Linked DNA regions of Homo sapiens: region 1 is linked to region 2. Evidence: chromatin loops called from intact Hi-C (ENCODE). Cell type or tissue: heart right ventricle. All regions are shown on one strand. Region 1 overlaps LOC107986023 (a long non-coding RNA gene). Region 2 overlaps LOC107986023 (a long non-coding RNA gene).

Region 1 (5,000 bases), 77 kb before region 2:
GGGGTCACTTATGACAGAATTCATGCTCTACCTTTCCTTCTGAAAGCACAGCCAGCTCCATGTGACCATCAAGCTATACTTAAGACAACCATTCCTTGGAAGCATAATTCCTTATCAGAGCCAGAAAAAGACAGTGTCCCACTAAGAGGAGTATGCCAATTATTAAGTTATTGTTTCTCAACTCCAGACTCAAAATTCTGTTCTCTACTTAGCAACGCTGGGATTCTACACACTTTTTTTCTGCTTTGCCAGCTGTTCCCCATTAGCCTTTGCCAATGGAAAGAAACAGAAAGTGAAGGAATAAGAGGGGACTTATTCCTTTTTTAGTTTTGCTTCCTGTTCTTGACAATCACTCAAGCAACACTTTTTTCACCTCAGGGACTGGACTTCAGCAGCAGTAGTTCACTTTTTTAGGAGAAGCTGAATCCAGCTTGCAGTTTTTCTACCACTCCCAACCAGTCTTCTCTCCTCAAAGATCTGGGTTCCAGCCCCCAGGAGTCTCCTCCTCTCCTCTGAGTTCAGACACAGGAGTGCTAGCTGGCCAGTGCCTCCTTCCTCAGAGGTTTGGGTCTTAGACTTCCCCATTTTGCACTAGGAATACTTAGTAGGCCCAGATTTCTTGCATTTACATGCATAGAATTGAAATTCAGGCCATTTTATTTGGATATATTACAGGTAAAGATGTCATAAGAAGGCTTAAGGACTTGGGAACATTCCGTTTATGTGTTAATGACTCCCAAACCTGTATCTGAATACCAGATATCTTTCCCAATATAAGAATCTATATGTACCTCAAATTCAGCATGTACAAAATTAAATCATTATCTTCTCTCTTAGATCAATGAATTTTGATATTATTGGTCAGTTCCTAGCAAGTGCTATTTTTCACCTTCTCATACAGTCTTCAATTGCTGTCAGTTTTAATTCTTAAATGTTTCCTACATTCCATTGTTACTTCACAATCCCAGTTCAGGTTCACTAAACTTCTATGGTACTCCTTAAAACCCTCCTAACTTGTCTCTTTGCTTTCCAGCTGTTTCTAATGTAACCTAATATTTCTAGAGTGTGTGTGGTTCTAAAAAAGATATAAAAAGATAATACACATTTATAATTTCCGGAACACTGTTCCAGATCTGTCCAGTAACTCTGAAATACTCCAAATCATTTAAGATTTTGCTCTTCATTATTGGTTTTGAGCAGTTTGATTATGTGTCTTGGTGTCTTCTATGTTATGCTTCTTGTGCTTGTTTTCATTGAACAATACATTCATTTCTTGTTTATTAAAAACAATAAATCTGTGGGTTTATTGTTTTAATCAAGTAAAAAAAATTTTGGCCATTATTTACTCAAACATTTCTTCTGCTCCCTCTTTAGGAGTCCTCAATAACATGTGTCTTAGGCCACTTAAAGTTGTCCCACAGCTCATTAGTTTTTTTCTTTCTTTTTTTTTTTTTTTTTTTTTTTTTTTTTGAGATAGAGCCACTCTCTGTCACCCAGGCTGGAGTGCAGTGGCATGATCTCGGCTCACTGCAACCTCTGCCTTCCAGGTTCAAGTGATTCTCCTGCCTCAGCCTCCTGAGTAGCTGGGATTACAGATATGTACCACCACTCCCGGCTAGTTTTTGTATTTTTAACAGAGATGGGGGTTTTGCCGTGTTGGCCAGGCTGGTCTTGATCTCCTGACCTCAAGTGATCCAACTGCCTCAGCCTCCCAAAGTGCTGGGATTACAGGTGTGAGCCACCAAGCCCGGCAATTTCTGTATTCTTTTTCCCCATGTTTCACTTTGTATGCCTTCTATTGTTCATGTCTTCAATTCATGTACTATGTCTAATCTGCTATTAATTTTATCCAGTGTACTTTTCATCTCAGTCATTTTAGTTTTTACTCGAGTCTTTTCTTATATTTTCGTATTTCTATTTAACATTTTGAACATATGAAATACAGTTATAATAACTATTGTAATGTCCTCATCTTCTGATTCTAACATCTGTGTTGGTTCTGGGTTAGTTTCAATTGACTATTTTCCTCATTATGGGTCATATTTTTCTGCTTCTTTGTAATTTTTGTTTGAATGTCAGACATTATAAATTTTACCTTTTGAGTGTGGAATATTTTTGTGTTGTTATAAATATTCTTAAGTTTTATTCTGAAATGTTGGTTAAGTTACTTAGATATAGTTTGATCTTTTTGGGTATGACTTGTATGATTTGTTAGGTGTACACATCTATGATTTATGATTTCTTAGCTGTATTCAGTCAGAGCTAATTATTTCCTCTTAGTAAAATAAAACCTTCCTGAGTTTTCTACCCAATGCATCGGGAATTTTGAGTTTTTCCCCAACTGGCTTAAGAACAGGTACTATTCCTGACATCATGTTAACTAGGTACTGTTGTTCTCTACTTCTTTTGGATGTTTCTTCCCCAGCCTTAGGTAGTTTGCAGATCATATATACACAGACCACTACCCAGCTAAATGCTCAAGGGGACCTTGAGTATATTTCTAAGGTCTCTCTGGGGTCTATGCTCTGTCACAGAGCAGTTCTCAGGATCAAGAGTTTTTATATATGTAAAGGCCTCTAACTTGTTGCCCAACATATAATTGGGGCTCAATAAATACTTTAAAAATCAAATTTAGATCTCCAGATACAATAAACTTTAGTGGACTTTTCTCATTCTTTTTTGTTTTTTATTTTTTTTGAGACAGTCTGGCTTTGTCACCCAGGCTGGAGTGCAGTGCCGCAATCTCGGCTCACCGCAAGCTCCGCCTCCCAGGTTCACACCATTCTTCTGCCTCAGCCTCCCGAGTAGCTGGGACTACAGGTGCCCGCCACCACACCCGGCTAATTTTTTGTATTTTTAGTAGAGACGGGGTTTCACTGTGTTAGCCAGGATGGTCTCGATCTCCTGACCTCATGATCCACCCACCGCAGCCTCCCAAAGTGCTGGGATTACAGGCGTGAGCCACCGCGCCCAGCCGTCTCATTCTTTTGACTACCCAGCATCTATAATTTCTTCTAATCAGGCAGAGCTTGTCTGCCATCATAGAAACTGCAAAGAAGCAAGTCAGAGAAGAAGCAGAGACCACACTGAGTTTATTCTAGGGACAGGAAGCAGCAGGGCAGTGAGAGCAGGTCCATCCACTCTTTAGAGGCAGCATTCTCGGTGGTCATAGTAATAATGGCCCAGCAGTGCAGAAGTGCGATTTTCATTAAATCTGTTCTGTGGTGAGATTTGGGGCACTTTTCTAGCTGTGTTGCCTGGCAATCTGGTTGTTCTTCCAAAGATTCTGCATGCCATCCAGTATCCTTTAACATTTTGCATTGTTAAAGTATAGCATATATACAGAAAAACACGCACATAAATTTTTTTTTACAAAATGAATTTTTACAGACAGTGCATTTTTATAACCAGTGCTCAGATAAAGAAACAGAATATTACCAACATCCTAAAAGCTTCCTCATTCCCCCTCTAGTCACTACCATCTGCCATCCAAGGATAACCAAAATCCTGACTCCTAGCATCATAGATTAATTCTACTTGTCTTGTTTTTCTTTATACAAATAGTATCATACCACATTTGTTGTGTATGTCCAACATTATGATTGTGAAATTTATCCATGTTGTTTGGTTTAGTTGTATCTCATTCACTCTTACTAGTATAGCAAAGTATTCCATTCTATAAATATACTATAATATTTATGCATTTGTGTTGGGGGTTCTCAAGACCACCCTCAGGCTCAATGATTTGTTGGGAAGACTCACAGAACTCAGAAAAGCTGTTATACTCATGCTTAAGATTTATTTCAATAAAAGGATGCAGATTAAAATCAGCAAAGGGAATAGGTGCACAGGGTTGAGTCCAGGAGAAACCAGGCACAAGTTTCTAGCTATCATCTCCTGGTTGAGTCACGCAGATAGCGCTCAATTTTTTCAGCAATGGTATGTGGCAACACATGCAAAGTGTTGCCAACTAGGGAAGCTACTTAAGCCTTGGCATCCAGGATATTTATTGGAGACTGAACTACTCAGTCTCCAGCCCCCATAGGGTCAAATGGATACAGTGAGGCCTAAAGCCTCAGGCATACAAAAATAGGCATTTTGTTAGTGCTAACTAGCTGGCATAGCCCAAGCCATTAGGCATAAAAAGATACTCTTTTCGGGCACGATAGTCCAAGGGCTCAGACACCTTTTCCCAGGAATCAGGCTAAGGGCCATTGCTGAAGAACTTGGGAATATACAGGGTTTGAGTAGCCCAGGCCTACAGGGTTAACCCTTTATACATATCATTATACTGCTGATGAGCATCTAGGCAGTTTACATTTTTATTAATATGAATAGTGCTGCTGTGAACATTGTTGTACACATTTTTGTTAAAGATTTGTATGCATTTCTATTGGGTGGTTAACTAGAAGTGAAAATGGTAGATTATAGAATATAGCATTTGCTCAGCTTTTATATATACTGCCAAAGAGTTTTCCAAAGTGACTGTGCCAGTTTACACTCCCAGCATCAGTGTAACATATGGTTCCAATATCTTTTTTAAAAGCAGTTTTATTGGGATATAATGGACATACAATACATTCTATATTAAATTATCCAATTTGATAAATTGTGACATACATTATATTTACATCTGTAAAACCACCACCACAAGCAAGATAATAAAAGTATCATTCAAGATAATAAAAGTATCATTCAACTCCAAAAGTTTCCTTATATTTCCAGTATCCTCTCAATTGATTCATTTTTCTATTAAAAATCAGCCAGTCAGTTTCTGTTGCTTAAAACTGAGACTTCCTAGATGATATAATCCTATCTTGCATTTGTCTTGCATTTGTGCCCAGCTTGGTCCTCTGCACTTCTTTTCATTTCAATTCTTGCTGAGCAGCTTTGATGTATGCCAAGGACATAGATTCTGATTTTTGCCTGTGTGAGTCAGTTTGGTCAGATTCCAGGTCATCTGATTCTGGCTTTGTCCTCAAGACTCCTGGTGATTCCAC
Region 2 (5,000 bases):
ATGTTCACTTATGGTCCAAGCACTATTCAGTCAGTTTGTGGTAAATGCTGCCAGGCCTAGGACTCACCCTTAAGGGAAATGTGCTCTCCAGTGGTCCAGGGTGGGTCCAGAAATGCCATCCAAGAGCCAAGGCCTATAATTGGGAACCCCAAGAGACTACTTGGTACTCTACCTGACTGTGGCCGAGCTGGTACCTAATGTGCAAAACTAAGCCCCCTTTAGTTTTCTTTCTGTTTTTCTCAAGCAGGAAGAGTCTCTCACCGTAGCCACTACAGTTGGGAATGTGCTGGGTCTCACCTGAATCCAGCTCATCTCAGAGTCTTACTCAAGGCCCCTGGTATACTACCTGGGTATCACTGTTGGTTATTTAGGGCTGAAGGGCTGCTTAGCTAGAAGGTGATGGATCCTGCCAGGACTGGGCCCTTCCCTTCAAGGCAGTGGGTTCCCTTCTTGCCCAGGGTGTGTCTCAACATGTTGTCTGGGAGCTAGGGCCTGGAATGGGGGCCTTATGACTCTTACCAGTGCCCTATCCTACTGTGGCTGAGCTGGCCCAATATGCACGACAAAGTCCTCTTTACTCTCCCCTCTTTTCTCCTCAAGCAGAAGGAAGGAGTCTCTTTTGGAACGTGAGCAGTGCTGCCTGAGTTTATGGGAGGAATAGCACAAGCACTCTCTTAGCCACTTCGGCTGGCTTCTTAGTAGGTGGTGTACCCCTCAAGTCCACTGGTTACGAAACCAGCTCAGCACTATTACTCTCCTAAGGGTTGCAGTCCTTGTGGCCTAGACTGTCTTTCAAGTTTATTAGGGCCCCAGAGCACTTTAGCCCGTGGTGATGAGGCTTGCTGAAACTCAAGTTCTGACCACGGGAATGGGTAATTTCCCTCTGGCTAGGGCTCATCTAGATGCTCCCTCCTTCAGCACACACTGGCTGACTTCAGCTGGGTTTTGCTTTCTGCTGTGATAGGACAGCACTGGGTTGAATGCAAAGTCTCACAGTCGCTGCTCTTTCTCTCTTGCAAGTGCACAGATTCTTTCTCTGTACCATGCAGCCACTGCCAGGGGGATGGGGGAGGAGTGGCATCGGCGATTCAAGACTGTCTTTACTACCCTCTTCAATGCCTCTTTCAGTGATATGAAGTTCAAACGTGGTACCGTGAGTGCTCGCCTGATTTTTGGTTCTTAGGAAGGTGCTTTTTGGGTGTAGATAGTTGTTAAGTTTGGTGTTCCTGTTGTGGGGGACAATCAGTGTGGAGCCTTCTATTCAGCCATCTTCCATTAGAGCTCATTTGTGATGGGCAGGTGGGTTAGGGGGACAGCTCCTCAGCTTCCTGGTCTGATGATATTTCCTAGTGGTTATCAAAAGCCTGATGTTCCAAGAATCTATCCTTGGTTTAGACACGGATTTGGGTAACTGCCACCCTTAGTTTCATAAGAATGTGTTGTCATTTACATCTGAGGTTAGAATTCAAGTAGGTACAGGAAATTCCTAACCAATTTCCTCTCTTAACTGGCCAGGTGAGGTCAAATAAATAGGGAGATGAAAAAAGTGAACAATAAGTTTATATAGTCAGAGGAAGTAGTAGTTATAGTGGAGATGTTGGTGATGATGGTGATATCGGTCATCTGGGTAACACTGATGCAGCCATGATGTAGGAATAGTAGGTGTAATCTTGACAAATGCCTGTGATGACAGTTATTGCCTGGGGCTGGCTTTTAGTTGATCTTTTTCACATGATAGGTGGGTGAGTCAGCTACTTTTAAAAGGCTAAGAACAGAGGGGACATGTATAAATCAAAATTTTATAAATTAAATATTTCCACTTTGATTCATACTATAATTTCAGAGACATTCAATCTTTATTTCTGAATGACCTTTCATTGTCAGTGATGGAGTATTTTAGCCTTAAGTTACAATGCCCTGTTGCCTCTGTAACATGTAGTTATTTTGTAAAGAAATTCCTAAATGATTACAGGAACTCATATTTAAACAATCATTTTGTAAAGAGTAATTGTCATATTTGACATATTTCTATTTTTCATCAGATGAAATTTTCTTACACTGAGAGTTCTAAGAGAAATATACTATACTATCCCAAGGCTACATAACTTGTGAGGAATAATATTTAAAAGGATTCAGAGATAACTTATTTGTATATTCCATTTTTTTTCCTTTGGGTGTTGACAGTTTATTCATTTAGGAAATGAAAAGAAATAGCAAAAATGTGATAATGATATTCTAGACATTAAAATGAGAAAAATAACATTTTGTAGCTACATGAAAATTTTTCTCTCTGGAGTTTAAAATGCTGAAGAGAATAATAGAATTATTCTCTCATCGATGAGAATAATTTCATTTACAGTCAATAAAAATATATATTCCATCACAAGCTCTCCATTGTAAATGTAAATAAGATATACTATGCAATAAATCTCTAAACAACCTACTCCAATAATTAAAATTATTTTATTTTCCTTTTTAGTATTTTTTGTCATCATCATCCTGTGATTTTTTTTGCTGAGCAATATTATATGCCTGGTTCCATGCTGGACTTTTATATATATATGATCCCTGTTAATGCTCACAACAGTCCTATGTGGTATCTGTAATTGCCTCTGGCTTTACAGATAAAGAAACTGAGACTCAAGAGATTTTAAACAACTCATCCAAGGACAGTGGTGCACAGAGGAATGACCCCAGGTCTAAGATCATGTTCTCAAATACTGCACGATATTTGACCACAAACATATGTGATTTTCAAGGAGCATCTGAAGTCATGTAAAAAAATTCCTGTAGCTGTTTTATTTATAGTAATATTATATCACAAACACTTTCCGTGTTTGCCACATAACTTCTTAATCAGACGTCCTGTGCACATTTGCTCTGAGCCTCCACTGGGGTGCACTGCCCTCTAGTGGAATTCTATTCTTCAGAAACTTTTTGCCCTCTTTCTGCCCCTAGGATAAAAAGTTGTTTTCTTGTTGCATAACTATTTATTGTTACTGCTTTATTTTAAACATGATAAAATGTTACAAGGTCTTTTATCTTGTATTCTTTAATGTAGAGAGATATGATTATTCCTATTTTGGCGGGTATGTGGAAAATAAATTGAACCCCAGAGAAATTCAGAAATGTACTTCAAGAAAGAATTCATTGTTCCTCGCGTTGAAATAAACATGGCGCCACTATTTCCTGAAGTTAACAGGATATTTAAAGCATCTCTCCTAAAATTACATTTAAAGGCTTGAGGATATGTCAAATTGTGATAGTACCAGCACTGAAAGACAAAGTAGACTCTCCTGGGATCCATAAATAACTTGGAAATATATTTAAAACACAAGAAATTCAAATAGACCAGAATTTGTTTCTGTCTGAGCTCAGGTTAATTCCTCATTTTTAAATATGTTTCTTTTTCTTTTCTTTGTTTCTTTTTTCTTTCTTTTTTTTTTTTTTTTTTGAGACACAGTCTCACTCTGTTGCCCAGGCTGGAGTACCGTGGTGTGATCTTGGCTCACTGCAACCTCTGCCTCCCAGGTTCAAAGGATTCGCCTGCCTCAGCTCCCAAGTAGTTGGGACTACAGGTGGGGGCCACCACGCCTGGCTAACTTTGTATTTTTTTATAGTAGAGATGGGGTTTCACCATGTTGCTCTGGCTGGTGTCAAACTCCTGGCCTCAAGTGATCCGCCCACCTCAGCCTCCCAAAGTGCTGGAATTACAGGCGTGAGCCACCCACGCATGGCCTAGTTTTTAATATGTTTCTAATGAATCTTTTTCACTTTGATATTGTTAAAAATCCTCACAGTATTAAAATGCATAATTGGATAGCTTTGTTTTAATTAGGAAGGACTTTGGTTAATATCGCATTGTTTTAGAGAAAGCAACAGGGATAATGTTTTTTGTTTTGCTTTGTTTTTAGTGAATTAGGCCATTATTTCTGCTACTGTTCATCAGAAAAGAAGCCCTGGGCAAAATTGCTGATGCTATCACATGGAAAAGGGCTGACATGAGTTGTAATTGCTTTGTGTGCACCCAGTGGAACATGCTGTGGAGGGGAGGGGAAAACCCTTCAGCTTCATCTTTACTAGAAAGCCAGCTCTTCAAAATTAGATGTCTTCTTGTGCTTAGTGAATGACCAATATGAAAAAGGAGAAGCAGCAAAGACAGGGTTATATAGCATGTATAACATTTAATAAAAGAGAGAATCATCCAAGACTTCCTAAGGAAATTATATTGATATCTCTGTGCTCTACATTAAAATTGTTTATTTTCTTTGAGCTTAGGTTTCAGGACAGGTAAGAGGATGGTCAAAACTAACATAAAGCAATTTTTAAGACAAATACTCTTCCAAGTAGTACACAAATAAGTTACCCACACAAGGGTAAAAAAAGACGATGGCAAAATGCCTTCAAAGTGTGGAAATGTAGGATAGGTAAAAATCATGGATTATGTATATTGATAAACTCTTTTGTTCACCGAGAATTGACATTCAGCATATTATATACGAAATGAAAATTTGCCTAGGAAATGATCTTTGCTATTTGTAGACCATGCCATATATAAATACCACATTGCAAATAAAATCTTATAGTTAGAAGACTTGTAGGAAGTTGATGTTTTCTATAGGTTCCTCCCCTTACGGTTTAATTATTCTAAATACTTGTAGAGTGTTAATATTATAAGGCAGGATTTCTCAACCTCTATTATGTTACCGATAATTCTGGTTCCTCCCCCTACAGTTTAAGTATTCTAAATACTTGTAGAGTCTTAAAATTATAAGACAGGATTTCTCAGCCTCTGTTACCGATAATTCTCTCTCTGTATGTGTGTGTGTGTGTGTGTGTGTGGGTGTGTGCGTGTGTGTGTGGGTGTGGGTGTGTGTGGGTGTGGGTGTGGGTGTGTGTGGGTGTGGGTGTGTGTGGGTGTGGGTGTGTGTGGGTGTGGGTGTGTGTGTGTTGCTTTTCTATGAATTGTAGAATGTTTAGCACCATCCCTGGCCCCTAAG

What was found. A loop is a pair of places that touch in the nucleus more often than their neighbours do. Peaks named below come from ENCODE experiments on the same cell type or tissue, not always from the same donor. Only the 100,000 strongest peaks of a DNase experiment are listed, where the experiment ranks them.
Region 1: it touches region 2 in a loop (4-fold over the local background); 4 of 110 quality-filtered maps call a loop at or near these places.

The regions. Positions count from the first base shown.
Region 1 is chr3:130,834,648-130,839,647 of GRCh38, reverse strand. All of the region lies in intron 2 of LOC107986023 (a long non-coding RNA gene), which reads left to right. LOC105374107 (a long non-coding RNA gene) reads right to left here. Exons shown (of 5, transcript XR_001740494.2): 5 at 3,076-3,305. Among named protein-coding and RNA genes, the nearest start is that of ATP2C1, 57 kb to the left of the region's middle. RefSeq lists enhancers at 1-57, 58-823. In heart right ventricle, no CTCF peak of the experiment used is centred here; no DNase peak of the experiment used is centred here; H3K27ac peaks cover 2,463 bases.
Region 2 is chr3:130,757,823-130,762,822 of GRCh38, reverse strand. The region is part of intron 2 of LOC107986023 (a long non-coding RNA gene); the gene reads left to right. Among named protein-coding and RNA genes, the nearest start is that of PIK3R4, 13 kb to the right of the region's middle. In heart right ventricle, CTCF peaks have their summits at 2,707 and 2,910 (motif pointing left); a DNase peak (open chromatin) is centred at 2,901; H3K27ac peaks cover 769 bases.